2 separate regions of the Homo sapiens genome follow, and region 2 is linked to region 1. Evidence: read pairs that join two places in POLR2A ChIA-PET (ENCODE). Cell type or tissue: MCF 10A. All regions are shown on one strand. Links, peaks and the distances in the headings refer to the core of each region. The heading gives the core; the rest is flanking DNA.

The links. ChIA-PET counts read pairs that join two places held together with the same protein. Peaks named below come from ENCODE experiments on the same cell type or tissue, not always from the same donor. Only the 100,000 strongest peaks of a DNase experiment are listed, where the experiment ranks them.
Region 2: POLR2A ChIA-PET joins it to region 1 with 11 read pairs; 3 of 35 experiments call an interaction of 5 or more read pairs at or near these places.

The regions. Positions count from the first base shown.
Region 1 is chr5:149,833,378-149,844,991 of GRCh38, forward strand. PPARGC1B (PPARG coactivator 1 beta) reads left to right here. Exons shown (of 12, transcript NM_133263.4): 5 at 1-401; 6 at 1,297-1,333; 7 at 1,924-1,988; 8 at 2,886-3,696; 9 at 6,664-6,739; 10 at 8,879-9,000. Among named protein-coding and RNA genes, the nearest start is that of PDE6A, 110 kb to the right of the region's middle. In MCF 10A, for the core only: a CTCF peak has its summit at 4,501 (motif pointing right); DNase peaks (open chromatin) are centred at 4,494 and 6,004.
Region 2 is chr5:149,891,494-149,899,493 of GRCh38, forward strand. PDE6A (phosphodiesterase 6A) reads right to left here. Exons shown (of 22, transcript NM_000440.3): 9 at 7,882-8,000; 10 at 6,870-7,013; 11 at 5,218-5,283; 12 at 4,863-5,009; 13 at 3,690-3,797. Among named protein-coding and RNA genes, the nearest start is that of PDE6A, 49 kb to the right of the region's middle. In MCF 10A, for the core only: no CTCF peak of the experiment used is centred there; DNase peaks (open chromatin) are centred at 2,118, 4,678 and 5,298.

The DNA.
Region 1 (11,614 bases), core at 2,054-10,053:
AGAAGAGGAGGAGGAAGAGGAAGAAGAAAAAGAGGAGGAGGAGGAGTGGGGCAGGAAAAGGCCAGGCCGAGGCCTGCCATGGACGAAGCTGGGGAGGAAGCTGGAGAGCTCTGTGTGCCCCGTGCGGCGTTCTCGGAGACTGAACCCTGAGCTGGGCCCCTGGCTGACATTTGCAGATGAGCCGCTGGTCCCCTCGGAGCCCCAAGGTGCTCTGCCCTCACTGTGCCTGGCTCCCAAGGCCTACGACGTAGAGCGGGAGCTGGGCAGCCCCACGGACGAGGACAGTGGCCAAGACCAGCAGCTCCTACGGGGACCCCAGATCCCTGCCCTGGAGAGCCCCTGTGAGAGTGGGTGTGGGGACATGGATGAGGACCCCAGCTGCCCGCAGCTCCCTCCCAGAGGTAGTCAGAGTTGGTGGTCTGCGAAGTGGGGGCAGGGATGGGGTGCAGCATGCCCCTCTGCACTGGGAGCCAGGAGCCCTGTGTTCAAGTCCCCGTCCCCCAACAAAGTGTTATATGGGTTTGGACAAGTCCCTTCCCCTCCCTGGCTTTCAGCTTTTCTTTGGGCTAGTTGGAGCAGATCTTCAGAAGAACACCTATGCATCTCTGAGTTTTTCATCTTGCATGGGCAAGGTGCCACTTAATGAATTAAGCAGGCAGTCAAAAAGTAAACAGAAAAGGAGGATAATTACAAAATTGCAATAGGTACTGTAAAGAAGACTCACTGGGGATGATGTGACAGAAGCGTAAGGCTATAAGTTCAGCTCCACAATGCAGCTAGAGTTTTAAATGCTGCTAATAGCAGTAATGATAACAACAGTTAGCCACTGTATACTTACCGTGCTGGCACTGGTCTCAGATGAACAGATTGTCCCTATTGAGTCCTCACAAGAAGGCTCTCTGGTAGGGACTGTCATCGTCTCCATTTTATGATACAGAAACTCAGGCACAGAGCTACTTAATGATGAGCCCTATGCAGGGCTGTCTGTCCAGAGCTCACAGCAGTGGGACTTAGAGTCAAGTTCTTCCTCACTGTGCTACACGTTTAGCCAGAAGGGGTCACTCTTGCACCTGTTTGTACTTTCTGCAAAATCAAGTCGCTCTCCCAGCTGAGACTAGGATGGAAGGTGGATTTGAGTTGTTCTGCCCTTCTCTAAAAGTGGCAGAGGTGTTTGGTCACCTGCCCAAAGGGCAGCTGTGCTTGGCACCAGTGGAGGCCTAGGGTCTCCTCCAGAGGGGAAACATCTGCTAGTGATACCATATTGGGGAATCTTATTTTTCTGTGTCTTCTTTTCAGACTCTCCCAGGTGCCTCATGCTGGCCTTGTCACAAAGGTAGATTTTTAGAAATTATTGGTGTATTGTTCCATGAGATTTTGTCTTGTTGGATGTGTGTGTTGGTGGTGATGGGGGATTCATCAGCGCCCACCCCTGGCCCCGGCCCCACACCCTGTGCCCTGATTGTCATCTGGGACCCTCAGGAGCTGGGCTCCTTTAGAAGGGAGTTGGTGTTTAGAAACTGACTTTTGCAGGCCAGAGGAAAGGCCTCAGGCCATTTCATAACCTGTCCTCTTGGGGGCCCTGAAAAGAGTTCTTTTCTGACAGTGCCCTGTGGCTTTCAGCAAGTCCGTTCCTCCTTCTGGGCCTCGGTTGCTCCCTCTATAAAATAAGGAGGCTGACAACACTTGTCCTCTATTTACCCTCCAGTGAACCTTGCCTGTGTCTCCTAAAAGAGCTGTGCAGCTTGAATTCCTCTAACAGCCGGGATGGGGTTTCCCCCAGAGCGAATGCATCTCAGGCTCCATTTCCATGGGCAGTGGAACCAGGGCCTGTCACAGCACTCCCTGCGACCCTTTCATGGGCGGGGAGGTGGATGCCTGCTGCTGACTTGCTTCTTTCCTTTCTGTCCTCCCTGCCTCCACCAGCGACCCAACTTTTGGCAAGAAGAGCTTTGAGCAGACCTTGACAGTGGAGCTCTGTGGCACAGCAGGTGAGCCAGGGGGCTTCCACTGGCAGGTGCCTTCAGGAAAACACCCGTGCATCTCTGAGTTTTTCATCATGCATGGGCAAGGTGCCACGCAATGAACGATGCGCAAGATGCCTGCCTTCACGGGGCTTATGTTATAGGCAGTCAAAAAGCAAACAGAAAAGGAAGATCATTACAAATTGCAATAGGTACCATAAAGAAGACTCACTGGGAATGAACCAGCATTACAGGCGTGAGCCACCGCACCCAGCCCAGGTGGGCAGTTTTATCTGCGGTGCCTGCCCCCTCTCCGTCATGGGAAACACCAGAGGCATATGAGAGGTATAGTTGGGAGGGTTTGTTGAACGATTGGACGTAGATCAGGAAGAGGTATTTGGATGACTGGGAGGTTCCAGCTGCCATTAGTAGGTCACAGAAGGGATGGCAAATGGATTTCATCACATGCCAACTCCAAAGAATTGGAGGATTCCCAGCCTACCTCCAGGCTCAGCCAGCAGTGCAGTGATCAGTTAGTGATGTCTGCCATCCACTGGGTTGGGGGAGTAAAGGCACTTGGCCATTTTATTGCCATCCCAAACTAGGGTCTTTTTTTTTTCTTTTTTTTTTTTTTTTTGAGACATAGTCTTACTATGTTGTCCAGGCTGGAGTGCAGTGGCACGATCTTGGCTCACTGCACCAACAAGCCTGTTTAATTTTTTTGTATTTTAGTAGAGACATGATTTCACCGTGTTGGCCAGGCTGGTCTCGAGCTCCTGGCCTCAAGTAATCCACCCACCTCACCCTCCCAAAATGTTGGGATTATAGGTGTGAGCTACCAGGCTTGGCCCCAAACTTAGGGTCTTAGTGTCCCTTGGAGAAGTGATCTGTCTTTATCTTACCTTTCTCCTCTTCCTCGGGCAGGACTCACCCCACCCACCACACCACCGTACAAGCCCACAGAGGAGGATCCCTTCAAACCAGACATCAAGCATAGTCTAGGCAAAGAAATAGCTCTCAGCCTCCCCTCCCCTGAGGGCCTCTCACTCAAGGCCACCCCAGGGGCTGCCCACAAGCTGCCAAAGAAGCACCCAGAGCGAAGTGAGCTCCTGTCCCACCTGCGACATGCCACAGCCCAGCCAGCCTCCCAGGCTGGCCAGAAGCGTCCCTTCTCCTGTTCCTTTGGAGACCATGACTACTGCCAGGTGCTCCGACCAGAAGGCGTCCTGCAAAGGAAGGTGCTGAGGTCCTGGGAGCCGTCTGGGGTTCACCTTGAGGACTGGCCCCAGCAGGGTGCCCCTTGGGCTGAGGCACAGGCCCCTGGCAGGGAGGAAGACAGAAGCTGTGATGCTGGCGCCCCACCCAAGGACAGCACGCTGCTGAGAGACCATGAGATCCGTGCCAGCCTCACCAAACACTTTGGGCTGCTGGAGACCGCCCTGGAGGAGGAAGACCTGGCCTCCTGCAAGAGCCCTGAGTATGACACTGTCTTTGAAGACAGCAGCAGCAGCAGCGGCGAGAGCAGCTTCCTCCCAGAGGAGGAAGAGGAAGAAGGGGAGGAGGAGGAGGAGGACGATGAAGAAGAGGACTCAGGGGTCAGCCCCACTTGCTCTGACCACTGCCCCTACCAGAGCCCACCAAGCAAGGCCAACCGGCAGCTCTGTTCCCGCAGCCGCTCAAGCTCTGGCTCTTCACCCTGCCACTCCTGGTCACCAGCCACTCGAAGGAACTTCAGGTATGAACAGGGGGCTGCAGGAGAGGCAGCGGGCAGTGGAGGATCCCAGTTCCCGGGGAGCCAGGAGCCCCAGGAGGGAGGATCCCTGGGAAGCTTGCTCTGAAACTGAGGCTGCATCTCCCAGTGTGGCCCATGTCTTGGTCAGGAGCCTTGAAGGTGGTCTTCTGGGGCAGTTGTGGGTGAGTTCTGGAGGCAGGCACAGCCTGGTCTGTGAAATCGAGAGTGTCCCAAACATCCTGGCCTCCAGAAAGAAAGAAAACCCACTCCTGGCTATTTGTGGGCTTACGTCTATAAAGGAACTTGTCCCTTATCCATTTGTACTTTTTGCTTTTATGTTTGTAAAATGGATAAGTTTTTGTGCAAACATACCTGCCCCAACAGTTTGAATTCTAGGGATGTTTATAAGTAAAAGAAAGATTAGTGTAATTCTAATCTGTGCTCTGGAAAATACCTGGACATAAAGCATTGATAAGGTTTCTGGGTCATGCTGAGTTGTGCTGTGGCTTTCACCAGTTGGCTGCCCCTCGAAGGGCTTTGACCTCAGTGGAGGGATGATGCCTCATGAGCCCGCTTGCTCGTATCATCCTCGCTCGCTGAACCAGACTGGAGAAGAAGCCAGTCCAAAAGTCAGCTGGGGAGCTGGGCAGAAAAAATGGAGGTTTGGCAGATTCAGAGGGTACTGGTTGCTCCTCTCTGATCACAGTGGGTCCTGATTCTCCCTGGGGAAGGCTTGAGGACAGTCAGTGTCATCATCCCCAGCCCTGTGTTGAGGTGAAGCTGAGTGGCCACTAGATGCTGCTCTTGGGCTAGAGCCCAGCTGCCGAATCCGCTGCAGGATTTGTTGCGCCTCCACTGGCCGGCCCACACCCGGGTGTCTGATCTGTAGGTCTGGGGTGGGGCAGGGGCAGGGGCAGGGGCAGGGATTGGCGTTTCCAACAAGTCCCCAGGTGATGATGATGACATTGCTAGAGTATCATACTCTGAGACCAGAATTTAGGTCTTGCGAAGATACCTCTTCTTCCCTTCTAAAGGGACTAGCAAAAAAAAATTTTTTTTTGTTAAATAAAATGTAAAAAGACTTCAGCTTTATGTTTATACATCTACAACAAGTGTTCTTAACTGTTTGAAAACCTGATTAAAGCAAAGGCCCATCTCCATATTAAAATGTGCATACACATCTAACTGGGCATTCAATTTTAGGGGGTTTGTGGGCTCCCCGCAAACTTGTTAAGAAGCCCTAAATTTTTTGTTCCTCAAAGTGAGGTCCGCAGCAATTTCTCCAGCAAGCCCTTACTGTAGAAGCTAGGATTCGTCAGTCACAGCTGCGTTCTGCCGACTTCGCTGAGCCTCTCTTTCTGGCTCCATTCTTTCCCGGGGGTAGCTTCTGCCCTACAGTGGTCCAATGTCAAAGGTTTGGCTTCAGCCTTGCTTTGCTGTGAGCTAAAGCACTCCATCTCCACATTAGGCAGTTGCCCAGGTTCTCTTCATGTTGAAATACATCCCCCAAGCTGGAGCTTCCCTGGTCTCCTTTCTCTCCTGCCCAGCTCAGAGGTGTTTGGGCTGGGCCTGCATTCATAGAATTGCCTGGGAAGAGTCGAGAACTTCTCTAGAAACCCCCATGGATTTTCCTTTTTCTCTTCTCACTTTTGGGCCAGGTTCAGGGCTGGCTTTTTCTGCTCACTACAGAAACTTAATTGGGTAACCTGGCTCCTGCTCAGCTACCTGGCTGAGCTCAGTACCTGGTAAACCTGGTAAGATACTAATCAGCCTTCTCCAGACCTGTACCAAACACTCAGCAACAGAAAGCACGTTAAGCTGGGTTAACAACACAAATCTTGAACTCCACGATACCTTCCAGGCACTCTCAGCTCTTCAGGTGGGGAAATTCTACCAATTCTGTTGCAAAAGGGATGATAATACAATAATTAGGTAACCCTTTAAAGTTGCAAGTAATTTCCCCTCCCATTATCCTACTAGAGCTTCACAGGTGCACCTGGAGGTATCTGCTGCTTATCCCCATTTTATAGATGAGGAAGCTGAGGCTCAAAGAGATTACATAGAAAAATAGAGCAAATATTTACGGAGCAGTTCCTGGGCTAAGCATTGACATGCACTTTTAAATTTAATCCTCACAAATGGCCAAGGGATGGACACAATTGGTTATCCCTATTTTATAGATGAAGAACTGAAGTTGAGAGGGCTTCTGTAACTGGCCCAAGGTCACCCAACAGGGAGGCGGTGGGGCCAAGCTTCAAACTCAAGCTGTCTGACTCACAAGCCTGTGTTCTTGTCCTCTGTGCTGTATTTGTCAGTGACTCAGACTGGATGAGTGAGGGCAGCGTGCAAGCAGGCAAGGAAGGCTGCAGGTGGGTGGCACCTGGGAGCCTGCTCGGGCTATGGGACTAATGAGCCTGATAGCTAGCCTGGAAGCATGGAGCTGCAATGGCCAGGGGCTGCTGCTTGGCTGAGGCATGAACCCAAAGGGAACAGTGGTTCTGGAATCAGAAGGACCTGCTTCTAACTTCTCTGCTTTCTGGCTTTAAGCAAATCCCATCTCAAACCTGAGCCTCAGATTTTTCATCTGGAAAATGGAGAAACATAAAACCTCATGGGGTTTAAAAAAAAATCAGGTCAAATAAGATAATAAAGCAAAAGGGCTTTTCTACCCCTAATGGCATAGAGAGGCAAGGCTCAGAATGGGGTGGGATTATAATGAGCAACACAGTGGTTCCCGGTGATCCAGTCCGGAAGCTGGCAGTAGGCATGTGTCCAGATGTTCAGGCCCACACACAGCCCTGGGCCGTCGTTGCAGAAGGGGAAGCTAGGTTTCTGCGGGAGGCAGTTCCAGCTGTGTGCCCTCGTGAACAAATCCTAAGGAAGCATCCCTTGCGTCCTGGAGCAGATCCGCCCCCACCCCCATGGTATCTCCCGAGAGTGAGTGCCTCTGCTTTGCTTGTTCACTGACAGATGTGAGAGCAGAGGGCCGTGTTCAGACAGAACGCCAAGCATCCGGCACGCCAGGAAGCGGCGGGAAAAGGCCATTGTAAGTGATCTGGGGGCCCAGAGCCTGGAGTGAATGGGAACGGACAGGAAGTGTGTGGGGGCTTCATGGACCAAAGCCTTTTGAGGCTGGCTGGTGAGCCCCTCAGTCTTCGGCCTCTGCCTGGGGAAGAAGGGACTATGGCAACAGCAGACAATGATATTTCTCTCATTTGAAGAGCACGAGGGTCACTAAAGGGCATCAAAGGTGGCACCATGCAAAGTTCAACCAAGAGACTGGCCATGAGTGTGCTGTTGGTGGTGATTTAGGGCTCAGCGTCAGGGGCCTTGAGAGAGCCAAGTGGGCGGGCTGTGGTAGTGGGGAGCAGAGCCAGGCTGGCCAGGTTACAAGTCAGCCCTGCCACCACCTTCTATGTGACCGTGGGCAGGTCCCCCAGCTACCCCGAGCCTCACTTTTCCTCATTTGTACGTAAGGGAGTTGGGCCTGTGCTTCCCAAGGCTTTCCCCAACTTGATCAGTGCCGAGAGACCAAGAGAGCCTGTCCCTTCCTCCCCACCCACCTCCCTAATGCCTTCCCAGAGTTAGTCCACAGGCCCTGGCCTTCTGCCTTTGCCTGGTGACCCTACTGCAAAGCTCCCCACAGAGAAAACACATCAGGGGCCTGGAGTGGGGAGCTGGAGCTGGCCAGCTAGGCTATGTCACTAGAAAGGAAGGAGGAAAGTAGGATGGAAACACAAAAAGACAAACAGACTCCTGCTGAGTCTCTCCCATGTGATGTGGCACTTCAGGGAGGAGGGGCACACAGGAGGTATGCATACCCTAGAGGTGCACAGCTGTCTGCACACAGGTCCTTAAAACCGTGGACTGTGCATGGAGCATCTTCTTGGAGTCTGGGTCTGGTCATTCAGCAGTTACAGGCCTAGCACAGTTCTGGGCGTTGGAGGACAGCAATGAACAAGAGGGATGAGGCCCCCCTTCTGGCTGAACAGAAGGGAGAGAGAGATAATAGACTCATAAACAAAGGAATAAACAATGTAATTACAGATTGGGATAAGCACTGTGAAATTAGTAATGTGCAATTAGTAACAATCTAAAGTAAACAGGACTGTTGAGGAAGATGTGTTTATGGGGTGGCCAGGGAAGGGCACCTTCAGGGAGCTGGGCCCTGATTGATGAAAAGGAGCAACCAAGCGAAGACTCAGGGGGACAAGTGTTTGGAGCAGTGGCAGAAAGGAGCTTTATGAATTCAAGAAGCTGCAAGGAGAGTGGGAGGAGGGGATTTCTCTGTTGAGCTGAGCTTGGACATCGTATGTTGTGGGATGTACAGTTCCCCTGACTGTTGACGACGGAGTCCTGTTTGTGGACCCGCCACCTGGGTTTTCTTCCTTGGCATGTGTAGTCCGTGGGTGGGATGGCTGGAGCATCACTGGCTATAACCTGTTTCCAGAGCAAGCCTGTCCAGGACAAGAAACTGTGTGTTTTTCCTATGGGAACACAGATTTCCAGGAACAAGCCTGCAGCTTCTCTCGCAGGTCAGAGTGATTTGTCCAATAGCAGTGGCTTCAACCAGATCAAATCACAGATCTGAGAGGAGGGGAAGGGGAGTTCCAGTCTGGACTTTCTCCCACCCCTTCCCTCTGCTAGGCTGTTCTGGGCACCCACTGGCATAGCATGGAACTCTCCTGAAGGTGACGCCTTGGTGACAGTGTCTATACTGTGGCTTCAGCCACTTTGCCCAGGCAAAACCAATATCCCTGATGCCCCCACCCCATTACCCTTCCTTCCAGCCCACTCTCACACTCACAATCAACCTGCCTCCTGTGCTTGCCCTACCCCAGCACCTCCCCTGCTCAGACTTGAAAGGTTAAGTCCAAAAGCTACTGAATATGCAGGCATATCAATGGTGATAAATCCCTCCCCCTTCCTAGCCCCAGTCTTTGCTCATTTCCTTCATGTAAGCAGTGGCTTCCTTGGAGGCCTCTTCCCTTCCAACACCCTCCCCTAACAAGGGCAGGTCCTCTGGGGTAGAGATTGGCATTGTCCTCTCTCTGACTCCAGCCGGTATTGCTCACTCAGCCAGGCATCATGGACTAGGACAAGGACTCCACGGGAGCCCACTCCCAGAGGGGCCCCAGGAAGCCAGGCAATGACGGAGTCTCTCTCTGTCCTCCTTCTTGGGCAGGGGGAAGGCCGCGTGGTGTACATTCAAAATCTCTCCAGCGACATGAGCTCCCGAGAGCTGAAGAGGCGCTTTGAAGTGTTTGGTGAGATTGAGGAGTGCGAGGTGCTGACAAGAAATAGGAGGTGAGTTGAACCAAGCCATGGCAAATGAAGGGAGCAGAGAGGGGCACTGGTCCTGATCCAGAATTGGGTACCAGAAGATGCCCAAGATTTGTGAAATGAATCTGACAAAATCCATAGCCTAGATGTGGAAAGCCAGGCCCATGAGAAGGACCAGAAATGGTAATGCAGTCAGTAATAGCAGCAAACACGTGCTGATGGTTTACGAAGTGCCAGGCAGTTTCCTTTCATTCTTTTATCTAAACTTCCCAGCACGCCAGGGACATAAGCACTCCTGGTCTTTCAATTGCTCTCCTTTCTGCAGGAGTTCAGACAAGTTAGCTGGGCAGCTAGTTGGTGGCAGAGCCAGAACCGGAGCCCATGTGTCTGCTTCAGGGCCTTTGGCCTGGAGATAGTGCGGGGCAGCAGCCCCTGGCAGCTTGAAGACTTGCACTGGGACTCCACTCTACCTCAGCCCTGTGCTTCCTCTGCAGCACCCTCCCTTCCTCTGCAGCAGCAAGTCCCAGGCCTTGGTTGGGTATGGCGGCTCACACTTGTAATCCCAGCATTTGGGGAGGCCAAGGCAGGCAGATCACTTGAGGTCAAGAGTTCAAGACCAGCCTGGCCAACATGGTGAAACCCCGTCTCTACTGAAAATTTAAAAATTTGCTGGGTGTGGTGGTGCACTCCTGTATTCCCAGCTACTCAGGAGGCTGAGGCAGGAGAATCCCTTGAACCCAGGAGGCAGAGGTTGCAGTGAGCCGAGATGGCGCCACTGCACTCCAGCCTGGGTGATAGAGCAAAAAATAAGAAAAGGCCCCAGGCCTTTTGTTCTACTAGGCAGCCCTGGTTTTTCGTCACTTACCTGGAGAAGCAGTGTTTTACCTATCAGGGGATCTGCAAAAAGAACAGGTTTCATATGAATGCACAATTTAGATGTCAAAACTTTGTCAGTTTTGAAATCTTTCTAAATTATCTCCTATTATATCGGCAAACTAAGGCAAACTAAGTTATTCGGGTTTTTACATTCTAATACAATAATAATAATAGAAAGCTTCAGCAAGAAAAGAGTTTCTGGTGTAAGAGTTATTATATACTTCTTGCCCATTAGGATGGCCACTATCAAAAAACCAGAAAATAAATACTGGCAAGGATGTGGAGAAACTGGAACTCTTGTATAGTGTTGGTGGGAATTTTAAATGATGCAGCCGATGTGGAAAACAGTATGGCAGTTCATCAGAAAATTAAACCTAGAACCCCCATCTGATCCAGCCATTCCACTTACGGGTATATATTCAGAAGAATTGAAAACAGGATCTCCAAGAGGTATTTGTTCACCCAAGCTCATAACGACATTATTTACAATAGCCAAGAGGTGAAACAATCCAAATGTCCCCCAACAGATGAACAGATAAACAAAATATGGTTTCTATACATAGAGTGGAATATTATGAAGCCTTAAAAAGGAAGGAAATTCTGACTCACGTCACCACATGGATGAACCTGACAACATTGTGCTGAGTAAAATAAGCCAGGCACAGAAAGACAAATACTGTATGATTTCACTTATATGCTATGTCTAAAGTAGTCTATTTCGTCGAAACAGAAAGAGTGATGGTTGCCAGGGGCTGCAGAGAGGAGGAATAAGGGAGGTGTTGTTTAATGGGCGTAGAGTTTCAGTTTGGCAAGGTGAAAGATTTCTGGAGCTTCGTTGCACAGCAATATGAGTATACTTAATACTGCCAAACTGTATGCTTAAAAATGGCAAAGATGGTAAATGTCCTGTTAAGTGTTTTTGCCAATTTTTTTAAAAAAGAACCATTATACAAATAGAACCATTTTAAGTTCTGTGCAGTTTTCAAGCTATCAAATGAAGATAGCATGCAAAAATAAAGCAGGCAAATTAATCTCTAAAGAGAAAGATCAGTCTGTTAAGATTTTAAAAAAACACACAGGATCTTTAAAAAAGAGTCTTGGACGTACTACCAATATTAGACATTAAAGAGGAAGAAGGGTCCGGGCATGGTGGCTCACGCCTGTAATCCCAACACTTTGGGACAGATTACTTGAGGCTAGGAGTTTGAGACCAACCCGGCCAACATGGTGAAACCCCGTCTCTACTAAAAATACAAAAAATTACCCGGGCGTGGTGGCACATGCCTGTAATCTCAGCTACTCAGGAGGCTGAGGCATAAGAATCGCTTGAACCCGGAAGGCAGAGGCTACAGTGAGCTGGGATTGCGACCACTGCATTCCAGCCTGGGTGACAGAGCGAGACTCTGTCTCAAAAAACAAATAAATAGATAAAGAGGCAGAAGGGTTCAAACTTGGCCCTGGTTCAGAGAGGTGTCAGGAAACATGATTCACGTAAATGTTTATTAGGCACCCACTATTTGTAATCCTGTCCTAATAGTTGGTGAATGCCACTTTGTCTCTGCCTTGAGGAGTTTACATAGCAGATGATATGTCAGTCGGGACTCTTTCTGTTGTTCATGGAAGTGAAAAGTTGGAATAGAATTGACTTTTGGTCCTTCTCGGGCAGACTTTTCTCCTGGTTGCAGAGTGGCTGCCTGTAGCTTTAAGCTACCCCCCAGCAGCTTAGAGACCCCTGAGAAGGTAGGAGTCACTACATGACTCC
Region 2 (8,000 bases), core at 1-8,000, 56 kb after region 1:
CTGAAATGGTTTCAAGAAATGTTTGGGGCCAGGCGTGGTAACTCACACCTAAAATCCCAGATCTTTAGGAGGCCAAGGCAGGAGGATCACTTGAGCCCAAGAGTTCAAGACCAGCCTGGGCAACATAGTGAGACCCTGTCTTTTCAAAACAATTTAAAAATTAGCCCAGCATGGCAGTGAGTGTCTGTTGACCCAGCTACTTGGGAGGCTGAGATGGGAAGATTGCTTGAGCCTGAGAGGTCAAGGCTACAGTGAGCCATAATGACATTACTGCACTTTAGCCTAGGCAACAGAGCAAGACCCTATCTCAAAAAAAAAAGGAAAAAAAAAGTTTGGTTTGTCAAACTCATAATTCTAGCAAGACAATAAAAATCTCAGGCAACACATTTCCAGCACCCACTGGATCATCTGAACACTTACAAATGGATTTCACTTAACTGCTCCTTTAGTGCTTCTTTTCTGGTTTTATAGAACCGTTCCCATACAGGAAGGCTGATGCTATAACACTACTTAAAAAGCTATTAGAAAATATTTTTTCACTGAGTTTAATAGCTTGTGCCTATAATTCCAGCAACTTGGGAGACTGCAGCAGGAGGATCACTTGAGGCCAGGAGTTCAAGACCATGGCAACATAGTGAGACCCCCCATCTCTCTAAAAAACAAAATAAATAAATCAGCCAGGCATGGTGGTACTTGTCTGTAGTTTTAGCTACTTGGGAGGCTGAGATGGGAGGATCACTTGAACCCAGGAGTTTGAGGCTGCATTCAGCTATGATCACATCACTGCTTTCCGGACTGGGCAACAGAGTAGGAGCTCAAATCAAAAAAAAAACTTAAAAAAATGTTTTTCCCTTGTGAGGAATTCTTGAGAAAATCTCCAGAGACTTTTCTGGAAGCACTGTCAAATAATAATGCTAAGCTTTGTTTGAGTTATAGTCTATGGATATGTTATTAATATGTGTTTCAGAAATTGTATGACATTTTCTTTTCTTTTCTTTCCTTTTTTTTTTTTTTTTGAGACAATGATTCACTCTGTCACCCAGGCTGTAGTGCAGTTGTGCCATCACAGCTCACTGCAGCCTCAGCCTCCTGTGTTCAAAGGATCCTCCTGCCTTACTCCCTGAGTAGCTGGGACCACAGGCGTGCGCCACCATACCTGGCTAATTTTTGTACTTTTTGTAGTGATGGAGTTTCACAGGCTGACCTCGAACTCCTGGGCTCAAACATTCCACCTACCTAAGCCTCCCAAAGTGTTGAGATTACAGGTGTGAGCCACTGCACCCAGCCTGTATAAAATTTATAGATAGAGATAAAGAGATACTCATTTCACTAGACACATCGTAAAACCATTTACAAAGATATTTTAAACACAATTGCATTAGGCAAAGCTAACTGAATCAATTGGATTGCCTTGGTCAAAGGTATTCTCAATTGATGGCAATCAGATCCACTCCTGCTGAAAAACAGATTGGCCCCATACGAAATAGTTACAGGAAGGTGTATGCCCCTGGTAAGAGAACCTCATTTATCTTCCACTTTTATAAACTCTGACGTGACTCAGTAGTGCAGAACTTTAGTGCATTATGCCAAAGCATATTTTCATCAGGTTAAAGAAGCCCTTTGTGACCCACCAGTTGATGACAACCAGATCTTTCATGATCTAGAACCCAAAGATTAGGTCTTTTGGAAATTACACCAAAGGAAGACTGCTCTTGAACTCCATTGGACGCGACCATACCAAGTTCTTCTCTACCGCAAAACTTTAGGGCCTTGAGTCTTGGATCTACATCTCTCAATTCAAAAGGTCCCTCCAGATTCCTGGAAGTATACACCTGTTGGACTCCTTCGGGTAAAGCTAACCAGGGAAGGTTTTCCACAGAAACAGATGGCATTCTAGACAGGGATCATAGATCAAGACTTCTCTGCCATCATGAAGGAAACCGTACTCTGACCTTTCTAATTAATAACCTAATCACTGCCAAATATAGAAAACCCATCTAAGTGATGCCTACAAAAGGTATATCCTGCTTTCAGGTATTGTATAGTCAAGACCTGGAGACTACCTATGTGGGTATGAGTAATTGCTTGTAGGATGTCACTGGATTAAATCCAGTAAGGTTTCTTTCCACTAAATATGGTTATGCAACCTTACAGTATGCTATGAAGGGACTACAAAAAAGTAAGTGTCTCACTGGACCCTGTTCAGGAGCTATGCAGACTTATGAGTGGACAGACTTAACTGAACTCTGTTCATGCATCACTAGCTGGCCTCTTTTCCAGTCCCAAGGGCTTATATTGGGTTTGCTTACTCTGTTCTGTCTCCCTGATGGTTCAGAACTTGTTATTTGGCCAGGCTCACTCATGCTCCCAGATAGCTTGCCCCTGAAAGTTCCCATAATAACTCCCACAATCAGAGGCCAAAGCAATCAATAACCAGAATTACTAATGACCTCAAAATAGATGAATATAAGTTAGTGTCTACTGAGGAAAGTTTCCAATGGGGCTCCTGGGGGCTCACTCTTGCTGGTAGAGGGGTACCAGTTATAGGGAATTTAAAGCTGATTATACATTAGAGGGAAATCTTGGATTTTATAGTCAATCAGGCCTCCCAGTGTTCAGACAGGTAGAAGCAACTCTCTAAAAAGTGGATGAGAAGATTCATGGAAACACCTAATGGAACATGATGCAGCTTTAGACCTCCTTTTTGTCCTTGTTGGGGCTTGTGTATGAGGCTGAACAAAACTGAATGTTGCACTTATCTTTTCTCTGATTTTAGTACTACAGGAAGCTTAATTTAAAGGTGGCTGATACTGCTGTTTCTCTAGACACTGCCACAATTTAAGGAAATTTCAGAAAATTTCTCTGGGGAAAAGAACACATGATGTGTTTATGGGAGCAGCTAACAGGTGGTTTGGAGGCATCTCGAATGGTGAATGGCAAACTTTTCTATTTCAAGGTTTTCTAATCTTTATTTATTTATTTTAAGTGGATTTCCACATTACTATGACTTGCATTGCCAGGCTAACTACAGAAATGGATACCTCTTTATAACAGGCCATTTAAAAATGAAATATGTTCCTAATTGTCATTATGCCCCCAAGCAAAGACTATAACCATGACCAATTGAACTGTTGAATTTTTTTTTTTTTTTTTTTTTGAGACAGAGTCTCACTCTGTCACCAGGCTGGAGTGCAGTGGCGCGATCTTGGCTCACTGCAACCTCTGCCTCCCGGGTTCAAGGAATTCTCTGCCTCAGCCTCCCAAGTAGCTGGGATTACAGGTGCCCGCCACCACGCCCAGCTAATTTTTGTATTTTTAGTAGAGATGGGGTTTCACCATCTTGGCCAGGCTGGTCTTGAACTCCTGACCTCGTGATCCACCCGCCTCGGCATCCCAAAGTGTTGGGATTACAGGCGGCCCTGTTGAACTACTTTTATACTTGTGACATGGTTACCCCCAAATAACCTGACTGAGGTTGGGGGTAGCTTGCAGCTTTCTTTCACTTTTTATTTTATATGCATCTCTATTCTTGGAATCCTTTTACACTAAGCCCGTACTGCTTTCACATAACTCTTAAAAGACAATAAATAAAGAAAGAAGAACAACGCTGTTGCTACCATGTAGAGTCTGCATGAGATTGTCTAGTGTGATGCAAGCCCACCCTACCAGCCCCACCGGCCCCGCCATACCACCAGCAGGGAGAACATGGTCTGCCCCACGTTGAAGCCGTGCCGCCAGTTGTGGTAGGTGATCTTGCGGTAGCCCTTACTCAGGGAGTACATGAACCGCACCAGGGCCTGTGAACACATGCACATCAGTGAGGCAGGACACACCTGAAATGGTCTCATGAGGGTTGGAATAACAAAAATATGAAGAAGGCATGGCCCATGGCCCTCTCTTTTGAGGTTTGAGGTACTCTAACCCCATCATTGGACCAGGAGGTGAGAGCTTGTACTAGATGCAATCATGCTGCGAAAGTGCTTTGCAAATACTAAATGCTAAATACTAAGAAGATGTTGTTGTTGTTGTTAGGAAACGAGGTGAGCATGCATCATTCCTCTGACTGAGCTTCATCAGTAATTCCCGAACTGTGCCCTGGAGAGCAACTATCCTTGGAGAAGCTAACAAGGGCTCTACAGGGAAAAAAAAAACAAAAACAAAAGGACTCTTTTATCCAGTGGTTCTCAAACTTGCGTGTGCATGAGACTCACTTGGAGGACTTGTTAAAACAGTTTCTGATTTATCAGAGCTGGGAGTGTGTGTGTGTGTGTGTCTGTGTGTGTGAGAGAGAGAGAGAAAGAGGAGAGAGAGAGAGAGAAAAAGAAGAATGTGAATTTCTGATAAGTTCTTAGGTGGTGTGGATGTGGTCTGGGGTAACACTTTGAGAACCACTGCTTTAATCAAAATCAAACAAGTTCAGGCAATTCTGCATATCATATCCCACTGCCTCCCACACATACCTTCTCTGCCGTCCCCCATGACCCTAGACTCACAGCAAACCTTAGTAAGGAATCCTGCAGGGAATGAGCCCTGTTTAAATGGGTTTAGCCCACATTTTCTGCCCTCATTTAACTATAGGACCCATTTTTTGCAGCATATCTATTCCCAGCCTTCAGGGCTTAGTACCTCAGAACCCACTGCAAGAAACCAACGCACCCAAAACATCACACTTCACAGGACACAGAGGAACAGCGTGTCTCTTTTCTTATAAATGACTCATCTGTGCAACATGACTAATTCTTTAAATCCTAAATACTGAGAGTAAACTCTTTTTAAGGTAGTTTACAGATTGAGTCTTTTTTTTAAAGCAAGCAAGAAAGAAAATTAAAAAGGGAAATCATATATATTTGTTTTGACCTCACCTCTTGTGGAATGTGAAATTTATCCACCACTTTGAGCTCATAATACATCTGTATTCCACATTTTACCAGCTCCAGTTCTGTTAGGGGTAAGTCACTGAAGTGAAATTTATTAATTTCGTATTTATCTGCATCTGGCAGCTCCGCTTGCTGTATAAGGAATAGAGTCAGGTGATTAGGAAACATGAAGTGTTTCTGGGTGCCCACCTCCTGTCCAGCCCTGTCCCCATCCTGGGTCTGCTGGAAGGATCAGAACAGAGTGATGGGGAACATGCTTTGCAAGGAGAAACCCCTGCATGCTCAGGAGCACTTTGCACTTGTTATACATCGGGGCTCGTGCTGCCCCGGTTCAGCTCACCAGGATCTCAGCCAGCTCCTCTTCCTCACACTCCCATGGCTCCTTCCCATACACCTCTCTGGTTTTCTGCCAGGACCCAAAATGGCAGGGGAAAAAAAATAGGTTACAACATGCCTCCGCGTTTCCATTCCCATTTATCTCCTTCCTCCAAAGTCCTTGCAACAGAACCACCAGCTCAAAGAGGATTCCATTTAACATCCATTGATGCACAAGGTCCTGGGCTTTAGAGCCATAGAGACCTGCATTCAAATTCAAGCTCTACCACTTACTAGCCGTGTTATTAATGCTTCTGATCTTCAGTTTCCTCATCTGTAAGTTGAGGATAATAAACATACTTAACTGGTGAATTAAAATTTAATTGTGAAAAGTCATTCTCAAGTAACATATGTAAAATTAAATAATCCATATAAAGCACTTAGCACAGTGCTTGGCGCATAGTAAGCACTAACATAAATTAATGTTGTTGTTGATAGTTTCATTGTTACTATTACTGACTGGGAGTAAGGAGGCCTTGGACATAGTCCTAGTTCTTCCTCTCATTTACTGTGTAACTTGAGGCAAGTTCCTTCTCTCTCTGGGCCTGTGTCCCCATGTGCCAGAGGAGGGGGAACTGGACCCAGTTACTTGCTCCTGATTTCTTGACCCAGAGCAAAATTTGTTAACTTGTAACTGGTTCACCGAGGCTGTGCCCCGATAGGTTGCACATACCCATTCTTTGGCTGAAACTGTGGACTGAGTCAAGCAAACCATGAGGCAATTTATTTAAACGGGATGTTTTCTCTTCTGAATTTAACAGTTATTGGAATGAAATGATCAAATTTGTTGTGGTATCTTCCCAGCTTAAGAAATGCCCTCTAAAAACATTAGCCTGTCTTTATTTTTTCTTTTTTTCTGGTCTCACTCTGTCAGCCAGGCTGAAGCATGGTGTGGCAATCACGGCTCACTGCAGCCTTTGACCTCCATGGGCTCAGGTGATCCTCCCACCTCAGCCTCCCGAGTAGCTGGGACTACAGGCACACGCCACCATGCCTGACTAATTTTTGTGGGGTTTTTTTTGGTAGAGACAGGGTCTCGCTGTGTTGCCCAGGCTGGTCTCAAACTCCTGGGCTCAAGCGATCTGACCACCTTGGCCTCCCAAAGTGCTGAGATTATAGGTGTAAGCCACTGCACCCAACTTAATAGGGTCTTTTAAGTGAGCTGACCCCACAGGAGGGAGGCTCTGAGAAACTGATAATTGTCTACTGGTCTTCCAGATAAAGCTTCCTCTCAGAGTAGGGGCTATGGCTGGTTGACTCTGTCTCCAGTAGCAAGTCATCCCTGAGCACTGTGAAAAATGGAGTTTCTAGAGCTGTCAAGCCAACATCTGACCCCAAGAATGAGGTGTTTCTGCAAGCAATAGCTGTCCCCAGGCCACACAGTGCAGTCGTTATGTACCACTCTCAGGCACTCATCTGCTCATGCACTCATTCATTCATTCATTCATTAAATGTTGAGGGCTGCTGCATCCCTGTGCTAGGCAGGAAGGAACACAACAGTGCACAAACCCATGCCCAGGCTGTGCCCTCATGGAGTTGCAAGTTTTGCCTTAATCTGGCCACATCTCTGAGACGCAGTCTGTATTAGAGTAGAAACAAGTAAAGAACATTACACACCAAGATTTTCTGAATTTCTTCATTGTCACACTTCACATGATATTTTACTATGTCCTGGAAAATATCCTTCCTATTTTCAAGTTTATTCATTGACTCATAGGTGTCAGGATTTAAGACAGACCAGCCCAGAAATTGAGTCAAAGACTGAAAAAGAAAGAAAGGAGGAATCAGAGACAGAACACCTAAGTTTAATCTTGACTCTAAAACTCATAGCAAGAGTCTCTAGGCCTCTGTTTTCTCAGCTATAAAATGGGTTTGATAAGCTGTGTGCTGCCCACCTTGCGGAGTTCTTATAAGGCTAAGATAAAGGAATGGATGTGACCACACTGTACATAAAGCACTAACATACAGAAAGTACCATTCTTATGTGTAATAACTTCACAAAAAGAGAATGTGTTTTTGCCTATGTGGGGATAGGGGATATCTAGGAACGCTGTACTTTTTGCTCAATTTTGCTAAGAACCTAAAACTACTCTAAAAAGTAAAGTTTGTTAATTATTTTTTATTTTTTATTTTTTTGAGACAGGGTCTTGCTCTGTCACCCAGGATGGATTGCAATGGCACAATCATGGCTCACTGCAGCTTTGACCTCTTGGGCTCAAGTGATCCTCTTGCTTCAGTCTCCTGAGTAACTAGGACCACAGATATGCGCTACCATGCCTGGCTAATCTTTTTTTAACTTTTTGTAGAAATAGGATATTGCCCTGTTGGCCAGGCTGGTCTTGAGTTCCTGGGCTCAAGTGATTCATCTGCCTCAACCTCTCAAAGTGCTGGGATTACAGGTGAGAGCCACCATGCTCAGCTTAATTACATTTTTTAAAAAGGAAATGTGGATTTCTCTGACAGCACATCAGTGCAGTACAGCAGTGAGAGTGAAGAAAGTGGTTGATGAGGCAGAGTCAGGGTTATAGCAACCAGGTTGCTGCCCCATGTGATAGCGCAGTGACACCCAGCCTCCCCCAGCAAGCTGACTCTGAATCCCAACAGCAAAAGGCCTCCTAGCAAGCCATACCTCCATGAGCGTCTCATCCATTTCATCAAAGGGCTTCCCATCTTTACGATTGTAAAATGTGGCCACTCCAACAATTTCTTCCTTCTTGTTCACAATCGGCATTGAAAGCACATTTTTAA